Regions from separate parts of the Homo sapiens genome. Here region 1 is linked to region 2. A link is a contact called in ENCODE Hi-C or POLR2A ChIA-PET data. All regions are on one chromosome and are shown on one strand. The core of a region is the stretch at or near the end of the contact, and the rest is flanking DNA. Distances in the headings are between cores, read along the strand shown. Region 1 has its middle 37 kb from the start of MMP12. Region 2 holds the start of MMP12 (matrix metallopeptidase 12).

Region 1 (5,396 bases), core at 941-3,440, 37 kb after region 2:
GGAACAGATGATTTTCACTTCTTTTGTGGTGGAATGTCATCAGTTAAGGCAGGAACCGGCCATCTGGTTGTGTACGTGCAGGTCACAGGGGATATGATGGCTTAGCTTGGGCTTAGAGGCCTGACATTTTGTTTTTGAGCACAGGTTAAAATATTTTAAGGGAATCATAATGATCCCACTGCAATGTGTTACCCATAGTTATGACAATAATATCCGGAAGCTTACAGAGGTTCAGTTTGTTACACAAAAGAGAATCTTATGTTATGCATTTATGCATAGACCTGGGTATTGGGATTGGTATAAAATAGTGGTTCTCATAATGTGGTCCCCAGACCAGCAACACCAGTGTCCCCTGGAAATTTGTTAGAAATTTTAATTCTCCAGTGGCCCTAGGCCTAAGGCTTCAGAATCTCTGGTGATGGGACTCAACAATCTATATTTTCTGATATGGATTAAAGCTTGAGAGCCGTTGCTTTAAAATAGTCCTTCCACAGTGTGGCGATTCCTCAAGGATCTAGAACTAGAAATACCCTTTGACCCAGCCATCCCATTACTGGTTATATGCCCAAAGGATTATAAATCATGCTGCTTTAAAGACACATGCACACGTATGTTTATTGCATCACTATTCACAATAGCAAAGACTTGGAACCAACCCAAATGTCCAACAATGATAGACTGGATTAAGAAAATGTGGCACATGTACACCATGGAATACTATGCAGCCATAAAAAGGATGAGTTCATGTCCTTTGTAGGGACACAGATGAAGCTGGAAACCATCATTCTTAGCAAACTATCACAAGGACAGAAAACCAAACACCGCATGTTCTCACTCATAGGTGGGAATTGAACAATGAGAACACTTGGACACAGGAAGGGGAACATCACACACCGAGGCCTATTATGGGGTGGCGGGAGCGGGGAGGGATAGCATTAGGAGATATACCTAATGTAAATGACGAGTTAATGGGTGCAGCACACCAACATGGCACATGTATACATATGTAACAAACCTGCACGTTGTGCACATGTACCCTAGAACTTAAAGTACAATAAAAAAAAATGGTCCTTCCATTTTCCTATCACCTTTCTGTCTGGAATGGAATGTGCTTCAGAAGGGATAGCCTCAGACCCCTTCCATTTCTTAGGGTCTTTTTTCCATCCCTTCCTGCCTGCATCAATTCCTGCTCAGCCCTAACTCTACTGGAAATGAAGTGTCAGGTCTCTCCAGCATTAGCTTCCTATTCAGATGGAGGGTCTACAAGATCAAGAAAACTTTCTGTTGCTAATTTTGACTTCATCTCAAGGCAAAACTAATGTAATATTTTGCTATAAAACAAACAAATAAAAATATGCTTTTCCTAAAAGGGGAAGAATGAAAAAGAAGGAAATTGGTTCTGTCACAAAAGTTTATGGTTCAATAAAGCTAAATCATCTGCCTGCTTTTATTGTATAGAAGTGAGTGTCAGTCTCCAGGTCTTGTTGAAGAGCAGCAGAAATGCATTCTGAAGCTTTGTTGATTTATGCAAATTTTGAGTTGCGTTAAGTGAGGATAATTAGAGTAGGAGTAAAACTGTAAGTAATTCTCATAGTGTGGCCCCCTACCAGAAGCTTCTGGTAGGCATGCTTCAAAAAAAGAGAGAAGAGAAGGACTCCTAAGCTGATCTCATCACCACACTCTTTAGGAGCTACTTAAATTTTACCAAGTAATTTTCAGTCACACATGCATCACTCTAAAACAATGAGCAAAGTTTTAGTTCAAAAAGAAAACTTTTAGATTCATAGGGAAGGGGGAGCTTCAACACTATCTGTAATATTGTCTTTCTGTGATAAGTATATTAAATATTTGCCAAAGAAATAAATTATTATAGAAATATTAAATATTATAAATTACTATATATAAAGGAGACAGCCAAGTATAAAGGGGCCACCAGAGCATCTCCAACCAGCCTGCGCACTGGGAGAACGGGGTGGAGCCACGGAAGTTTACGCCATTTGTAGTCGGAAGGAGCCTGGCCCCTCCTGTTCCTGTGCGGAAACCTGGGATTCAATTGGTGAGGTGGAGAGCCTGTTAGCAGGGCTTCATCGCATTTTGCTGTGTTGTTTTTCCCTTTCAGCCAATACATTCTGTTCCTCTTCACCCTTTAAAGTGTCTGCAAGCCTAATCTTTGTCAGGCCTCTGAGCCCGAGTTAAGCCATCATATCCCCTGTGACCTGCACGAACACATCCAAATGGCCTGAAGCAATTGAAAAACCACAAAAGAAGTGAAAACAGCCAGTTCCTGCCTTAACTGATGACATTCCACCATAGAGATTTGTTGCTGCCCCACCCTAATGATCAATTGTCCTTGTGACATTCCTTCTCCTGGACAATGAATCTCAGGAGCTCCCCACTGAGCACCTTGTGACCCCTGCCCCTGCCCACAAGAGAACAATCCCCTTTAACTGTAATTTTCCACTACCTACCCAAATCCTGTAAAGCTGCCCCACACCTGTCTCCCTTTGCTGACTCCTTTTTCGGACTCAGTCCGCCCGTACCCAGGTGATTAAAAAGCTTTATTGCTCACACAAAGCCTGTTTGGCAGTCTCTTCACACGGACACGCATAACAATCTTTCTTGGTCGTGTGACAAGAACCCAGTTTTTCCTACAACATAAATATATTTAATAATATACTGTACATACATATATAATAAGTTATTGTTAATAGAAATAAAACAACAGCTTGAAGCAAATATAACAAACACTGTCAACGTCTGGGCCTGCAGGATATCAACTGTTGCTTTTCTTTCATGACAGTGGATGGTGGATGAGGCATGGAGGAGAAAGATATCCTATGATTCATCAGTAATAGTGGTTGTAAGGAGAGCTAAGGTGAGGAGCCCAAGAGAACAGAGCCAGAAGCTAAAGCCTCCTGGAAACTAGAACTGGAGAAACAAGAGGAAATCAGACCAGAAGCCCGCTAGGGTCAGGCTTGTGAACAGGAAAGCAAGTGGAATGAGATAGGAATAGATGAGATGAGGTGGCTCCACTCTAATATAGTTCTTGTACCAAGTGAAGAACTTTGAGAAAATTAAACACAGTGGGTATAAATATGTGAATAAGGAACATGACATTTATTGAAGGCATAGTTTATGTTGGTCATTTGCTAGGTTCTATCAACTGCTAAAAGTGGAAATGAGTAATGTAATTATATTTGAGAGTAAAAGTGAAATGCTGTAAAGAAACAGTTTTGTTGGCATTTCAAGTCTCCTCAAAATTGATTGGAATGAACACAGATTGCTAGTAATCAGCCAATTAAGAAAATGTGTAGGAAAGAATTGATGAGAAATTATTATTTGAATAACAACACTTAGACAAGGGAAGTGTGTCATTTGTTAAGCTCTCATTAAGCCAAGCACTTTTCATGTGACATAAGCATTATTATTATCCCCTTTTGCAAACAGAGGTAATGAGCCTCAGACTACCCAAGGCCACACAGCTTCTAACTGGCAAAGTCAAGATTCAAAAACAGGAGCTAACTCTGAAGCCTAATTTTCTTAACCACTTTGACAGTGAATTGTCAAAGGACATTCTATTCATTTATATATTTTTTAAAATTACTGAACGTTATTATGTACCAGACATTTTTCAGGCACTGAGAATGCAGTGATGAATGTAGAATGAAATTTACTTTTTATTTAGAAATGATGAACCCTGTATGATATCTTCTCCATGGTATTGAAAATTTTAGAATTTGGTTAAAATCATACTTGAGAATAGAAAGAAAAAAAATTTAAACCAGAGGTAAGCACAGACCATACATTCGAAAATTTTGGCCTATTTTAGTGGCTCACGCCTGTAATCTCAACACTTTGGGAAGCCGAGGTGAACAGATTGCTTGAGTCCAGGAGTACAAGACCAGCCTGGCTAATATGGCGAAGATCCTATCTCTACCAAAAAAATATAAAGAAAAGAAAATTTTATCGATACAAAGCCGTATTCTAAATGGAACTTAATGATACATAAATTGCTGGGTATCAAGGGAGAATATCCAGGAGAGTTTAGGTTATATCGTTGTTTGGATTTTTTTAAACTTTTTGTTACATTAATTTTTTTATTAGTTTATTTTAAGTCATATTCATTGAAGTATAATTTACATACATAATTATGTATAATTTTCATACAGTAAAATATGTATAATTTTCATACAGTAAAATTTATACTTTGCTGAGTGTTGGCAAATTAAGATGCAAACCACAAAATATAAACCATCTAAGGGGTTATGTCAGCAAGATAGCAGAATAGGAAGGGCCAGACTCTACTTCCCTGCGGGGAGACACTGAATCAACAAGAATACATAAATCAATTCCCTTTATAAGAAAACCAGAAACAAGTTAGGAGGTTCCTGCACTTCAAGGGAAGGCAAAACCAGCCTCACTAAAGCCAGTAGAAAAACTCATGGCACTCACTCACCATAGTCCTTTCTCCCATTTCAGTGTGAATTATCAAAAGAAAACTTCTAGCTACTGTCTTCTGCTTGCGGAGGGAAAGAGAAGGCTAGACAGTACATCCAACATTCAGACTCTTTAGGGGGCTGGTCAAGGGACTGGTTTCTGTCTTGCCTGAATCTAAGTGCAGACAGGAAAGAGTGTCAGGTTGAAGGCTGCTAAGAACAAAGGTGAAGATTTGCAGCACTCACTTGATGTACTTGCTCCTCCTGGCTCATTGTAAAATAAGTAGGAGAAAACCACCAACTCCTGGCTTTTCCCTGGGGAGGAAAATTACTGGAGCATGTGTTCAATGTTCTAGTTTTTCAGGGAGCTGCCAAGGGATTGGTTTCTGTCTCACCTGTCTCAGAGCACTGACAGGACCTGACAATATAGAGATGTAGGGACCACTGACAACAAAAGAATTGGGCAGCTTGATACTGCTTAGGAGGACCTGTGGTATAGCAGATAGAGGCCAACACAGCTCCATAGCCTCCTCGTTGGGGTAGAAAGAGAAGAATTCCATGTATGTCCATGTTCCAACTATTCTGGGAGCTGCCCAAGACACTGGTTTCTGTATCCCTAGTCTCACAGCACTGACAGGACCTGGAATATGCTAGAAGCCTGGAGGTTGCTAAAGCCAAAACAGAATGGGGCAGCTTGAAGCAGCTCCAGAAAATCTTCAGTGTTGCAGACAGACACCAGAGGGAGCAAGAGATCGTGAGCTCCTCCAAAAATAAACTGGCAAATCCCTCTAATTCAGAATTTATGTGCTCAAAGACAGAGATAATGCACCCACAGAAAAAGTTTGAGAGACCCCCAGAATCTCTAGCTGGGATAATTGGTGAGGGTATTTTCCTGTTCAAAGTCAGCCCATAAAGACTGGGAGAGGTGGCTGTTTTTTCAAATGTGTAGATCCCAACACA
Region 2 (5,355 bases), core at 1,199-3,698:
GGTTTCACCATGTTGGCCAGGATGGTCTCCATCTCCTGACCTCGTGATCCACCCACCTTGGCCTCCCAAAGTGCTGGGATTACAGGCGTGAGCCACCGTGCCTGGCCTATTTGCAGCTTTTAAAATCTGCTTTGGACTGGCAAGCCAAACAATTCTCCCCTGAGTGAACAATTCTTCCTTCTAGAGAAAATGAATTTTAGCAGAGATAGCATTAACAATGGAGGGAGGTTACTTTATCTACTTCCAGATTTAGGGCTGTCTAACTGGTTCAGGTTAGAAGTCAGACCTATGGGAAAGTAGAAAAATACAGGGCGACATACACCAACGTTACCTGTAGGTGATATAATGTTTCCTCCATACGGGCCCCCCTGGCATTTCCCTGAAATGATGGACATCGGGGACTCCACATCGAGGTGCGTGCATCATCTCCAGGGTAGATGTGTCCAGTTGCCCGGTCACTTTCAGACCCAAGAAGTGCTGCATTTCTTGGATTTTTTCCTTCATTAAGTTTCCACTATATTTCATTTTTGTCACTGGAAGTTTGTTTATCTCAAGGCCATAAAATTTTTCTAAGTATCTCTGGAAAAAAAAATACATTCAGCAATGTGTAAGTACACACAGAAAATTTCTGTTGGGAGCTCCACATATATGACTCAATTGCACACTGATGCTTTTGGACCAGGAATTTTGCACATCTTACTCACAGGTTAGATTATTGTTTTTTGGACAATTAATTATAATCAGGAAAAAAAACCTTAATTTTTTGTGCTATCAAAGACATGTCAGCCAGGAGCAGTAGCTCAGGCCTGTAATCCCAGCATTTCGGGAGGCTGAGGCAGGAGGATTTCTTGAGCCCAGGAGTTCAAGACTAGCCTGGACAACATGGCGAAACCTCCTCTGTACAAAAAACACAAAAATTATCCCAGAGCGTTGGTGCATGCCTGTAGTCCCAGCTACTCAGGAGGCTGAGGTGAGAGGATCACTTGAGCTTGGGAGGTAGAAGCTGCAGTGAGCCGTGATTGTACCACTGCACTCCAGCCTGGATGACAGACACAGACCCTGTCTCAAAAAAAAGAAAAACAAAAACAAACAAAAAAACAAAGACATGTCATAAACTATTAGCTAGATTTATTCCCGGAATCCCAGTGGAAGTATCTTTTTTAAAACGTCATTTATTCATTTTTAAGACAGAGGAGTTTCTCTTGGTCACCCAGGCTGGCCACAGTGGTGCATACCGGTAATCCCAGCACTTTGAGAGGCCAGGGTGGAAGGATTGCTTGAGCCCCAGAGTTTGAGACCAGCCTGGGCAACAGGGTGAAACCCTGTCTCTACTAAAAATACAAAAATTAGCCAGGAGTGGTGGCACATGCCTGTAGTCCCAGCTACTTGGGAAGATGAGTCAGTAGGATCACCTGAACCCAGGAGACGGAGGTTGCAGTGAGCTAAGATGGTGCCACTGCACTGTAGCCTGGGTGTCAGAGTAAAACCCTGTCTCAAAAAAAAAAAAAAAAAGAAAAAGAAAAGAAAACAAAAGGATACATGAATTATTAATGTTATTAATATAAGTTGGGACACAAATTTCTTGCTTAAAAACTCAAAGCTAAACAAAATGGATAACTATGATAAATTCAATGTTAAAATCATCTTAGAAAATAGGGAGACCAAACTCTTTTAATTAAGGAAAAGAATTTAAGAATTGAAAAAAATCCATAAAGAATGCTATAAAGATGGGGCCTGGCATGGTGGCTCCCGCCTGTAATCCTATCACTTTGGGAGGCTGAGGCGGGGGATTGCTTGAGCCCAGAAGTTACAGACGAGCCTGGGCAACATAGTGGAACCCCATCTCCATAAAAAAGAAAAAGAAAAGCTGTAAAGATATAACTGAGATGACTGAGGGTAAAGGGAATATGCTTAAATTATCATGGCAGCCTGAAGTGGTTATATTAATCCTGCCATTGTTCAGATCTCAGATTATTAACTGGCATTTAATGATTAGTGTAAAATACCATAACAGAAGTGAACTCCAATTATATTGAATGGAAATTTCTTGGCCAAAGGTTTTTAGAAGAAGAAACAAGTTCACTTGCCAATTTCATAACAGTCCTTCAAAACCAATACCTCTTTTTTATATTCCTCTTTGACAAAGTAAAACTTAATACTGAAAGCAGACAGCCTCCTAGACCAATTTTCAGCTGATACGTAAAAGCAAACAAACAAACAAACAAACAAACAAACTGGTTAATGCAATTAAATCTTAAAGACAAACATCAAGCTCGATAAATACTGTAGTGTCCATACTTACTTCACCAAATAGCACATTATTTTTTTCCAGGCTTGTAGAGCTGTTCAGGGGAAGAGCTCCAGAAGCAGTGGCCTGCAGGAGCAGTATTAGAAGAAACTTCATTGTAAACTTCTAAACGGATCAATTCAGTTTACTGTGTTCCTTTCTAGCCTAAGTTCCTGAACTGTTCCTCTTTATATAGCCCTTAGTCCGGGTTCTGTGAATATGAATCCTATGAGTGACTCATAGTTGATATCATCCCTTGATCTATCTCAAAAACATGCAAACAAAAGCATGACTTTATTCAGACGACAATGGATCAATTAGCATCTAGTCCATCACTCAAGCAATTCAGAGTATGTACCTTCAAAATGATAAATAAGCCTCTACGTCCACCTATCCTACAAAATAAGCCCTTGTAAAAGAAATATCAAGCAACTAAAAGAGAAGGAGAACTTAAAATATATTTTCTTAAAGCCTGATATTCTTGATTTTCATTATAATACTTTCCTTATATTCATTATAGATAAAAAAAAGTTTTTAAAGTAAATGTTGAAAGATTAAATAAAATCCTTTTCCTGGAGTAAATGAGTGCTTTCTAAACGGAATCCAGCTCCCTAGAGAAATGTGATACAGAGATTTTACATGTAGCAAAAAAAAATTTGTAACATCGACTTCATTGTTTATTCCACGTGTTGTACCGGCTCAGATCCTGATTCTATAACTTAACATCTTCAGACATCTAAGCTGAAGCTCAGTCCCAACTGGGTACCTGGATAGATTCCAGAGACAAACTTTCCCTACATCCTAGATTGTCTAGCGTTGGTAGGATGTGGGTTAACTCTTTTCAACTTTAGCAGATGGGAAAAGTTTGCCTCTGGAATCTATCTGCCTATCACCTCAGCTTCTTTCCCTCTTGACCTAATTGTCCCATTGCACAGAATCTGTCTCTTACTCAATAGAGAATATTTAAGCACTAAAAACTTTTACAAGTCAGGGAATAAAATTCCAAAGGTAGAATTGCAAGCAGTGGTGCTGCGGTGTGAGGATAGATTCTACTCAACACCCCTTCAAATCACACCATAAGTTCGCTGCCTCCTGATTGTATGGGGACGGTCTGGATGGTGCGGTAGGGTGCACGTAAGAGTGTGTTAAGATTTAGCCATTGCTCTTACCCACCTCAGTGGCCTGGGAAACAGTCTGCTGGCTGCTTGAGTGAGGCTTAAAGAAAAGGAGAAAAATATAGAAAAAAATAATTTTCCAATTTAAAAATTATCTTGCCTCACTCTTGCAGAGAACTATGCAGATTCTTGCTGATCTGTTCTCCTCTCTCTAGCCATTGATTTGTTTTCTCTGTGTCTATCTAACCTACAAATACAGCTGGTTATTCTGCTGTGAGAATGTCACTTTTTAATGACACAAAGTTTAACAGACTTGCCTTCTGTGATCTAAATAGTATCTCTAAATCCAGATCACTTGGCTTTATAAATGTTTTCCAGAAAATTGTTATCAATCCTCTGGTGAGATGCCACATCAGACCAGGTGACACTGGTGTCATGGGTCACTTACTGATCTTGTGGTGTAGATTACAGGCTACTCCATTAAGATGTCCTTTCTCAATGGGGGCGATATCACCCCCAACTGGGTGAAAAATTGGTCATCAAAGGCAAAAATATATATTTTTGTGTATAAAAGACAGATATGCATACAGCACATGAGCAGATATACAATTTATGTCTGCTATTAAATTTGTATGGGGGGAAATCTTTAAAGTGTCTACAAAGCCTCTTTATCAGGAATAGTAATAAATGTTGAGAAACCCTGATCTATGTATTATAAAGGAAACAGAACTAAAATTTATGGAGAGGCTTTAACAGCTGCCAGCAGTTTCATGCACCATCTTATTTAATCCTCACAGTAGTCATTTATGGATGAGGAAACTGAACTTAACTTATCCAAAGCCACACAACTAGTAGGTGGCATAGCTGAGGTTTGAGGCCAAGTCTGTTTCCAAAGCCTTTCTGCTTCCATTAAACCAGGCTGCAAAGTCAAAGTCAGTTCAAAGATGCTTGAGTCATTCTCTCTGTCCCCAGATATTTACCTTGTTGTTGGAGAGTAAGAACAGGAAAATAATCAAATCACTAACAGCACATATGTATATGTCATCACATTGTCTCTACCTTATGATGTACACGTAGGACTAGATAATTTTTCTATGTGAACACAACTGCCTAAGATGGCTCCAAACATTATGCTCCTCAGAGGTGCTCTGGGCCAATTCCTGGGGAGCCCTAGCAGCTGAAGTCACCTTAGCAGCGGGGCACTGCTCAGGCCATGGCAGGGGAGGAGATGGCAGAAGTTTATCCTCCAGAGAACAGACCTTGAACTGCTACCACCCTTGGGAACCCAGATCCACCTACAATATTGCTAGGACTGTCTGCTTATTCCTGGCACCTGCAAGAGCAAAGGGGATAGCATGGCTTTAACTAAAAAGCAGGAAAGTATGTATCACAGTATTATTTTTGTAGTGTTTGCAGTAATAAGATACTCATAGAACTTGGAAGGGTGGCTTACAACTGTAGTCCCAGCTACTCAGGAGGCTGAGGTGGGAGGATCTCTTGGGCCTGGAGTTCGAGGCCAGCCTGGGCAACACAGCAAGACCCTGTCTTTAAAAAAAAAGATATTCATAAGAAGACCCAAATTTGAAAAAACATCAAAATGACAAAATGAAATGTGTTATAGCAACAAGTCAGGACAGGGTCAGGAGATCTCCCAGATGTCTCCTTAAGCAATTCACTTCCCTTTTCTGAATTTCCATTTCTTCATCCATAAAAGGAAAGGTGAACTAGCTGAAGTTTTCTTCCTCCATGGACAGACTCTTGGCGTGTGAAAGAGATTTCTTTGTATATCTTGGAAGAATTCTTCCCTTCTTGTCCTTGCTGATGACGTACTTAGATTTGCCTCTGGATTCCTGGGGATGATACCACAAATGACTTCAGGTGATTGTATCAGGGATATACCCTGGAATGTCCTGGTGTCTGGCTAAAGAAGGAAAAACATAATAGATGCTTTTG

Evidence for each region. Hi-C counts contacts between places; a loop is a spot of excess contacts on that map. ChIA-PET counts read pairs that join two places held with the same protein, here RNA polymerase II (POLR2A). Pooled maps may share reads with other maps.
Region 1: POLR2A ChIA-PET joins it to region 2 with 17 read pairs in A673. The contact joins the enhancer-like site here to the promoter of MMP12 in region 2. A Hi-C loop is called at or near these places in 2 of 50 pooled maps. POLR2A ChIA-PET finds 5 or more read pairs at or near these places in 2 of 52 experiments (A673 and Panc1).

Annotation. Positions count from the first base shown.
Region 1 is chr11:102,909,783-102,915,178 of GRCh38, forward strand. No RefSeq gene overlaps it. Among named protein-coding and RNA genes, the nearest start is that of MMP12, 37 kb to the left of the region's middle. Within about 2 kb of position 2,191, at least 3 of the 41 ENCODE cell types and tissues checked have a DNase peak (open chromatin) inside an H3K27ac peak, as active enhancers do.
Region 2 is chr11:102,872,534-102,877,888 of GRCh38, forward strand. It overlaps MMP12 (matrix metallopeptidase 12), which reads right to left and starts at 2,449. Exons shown (of 10, transcript NM_002426.6): 1 at 2,303-2,449; 2 at 332-579. The coding sequence starts at 2,404.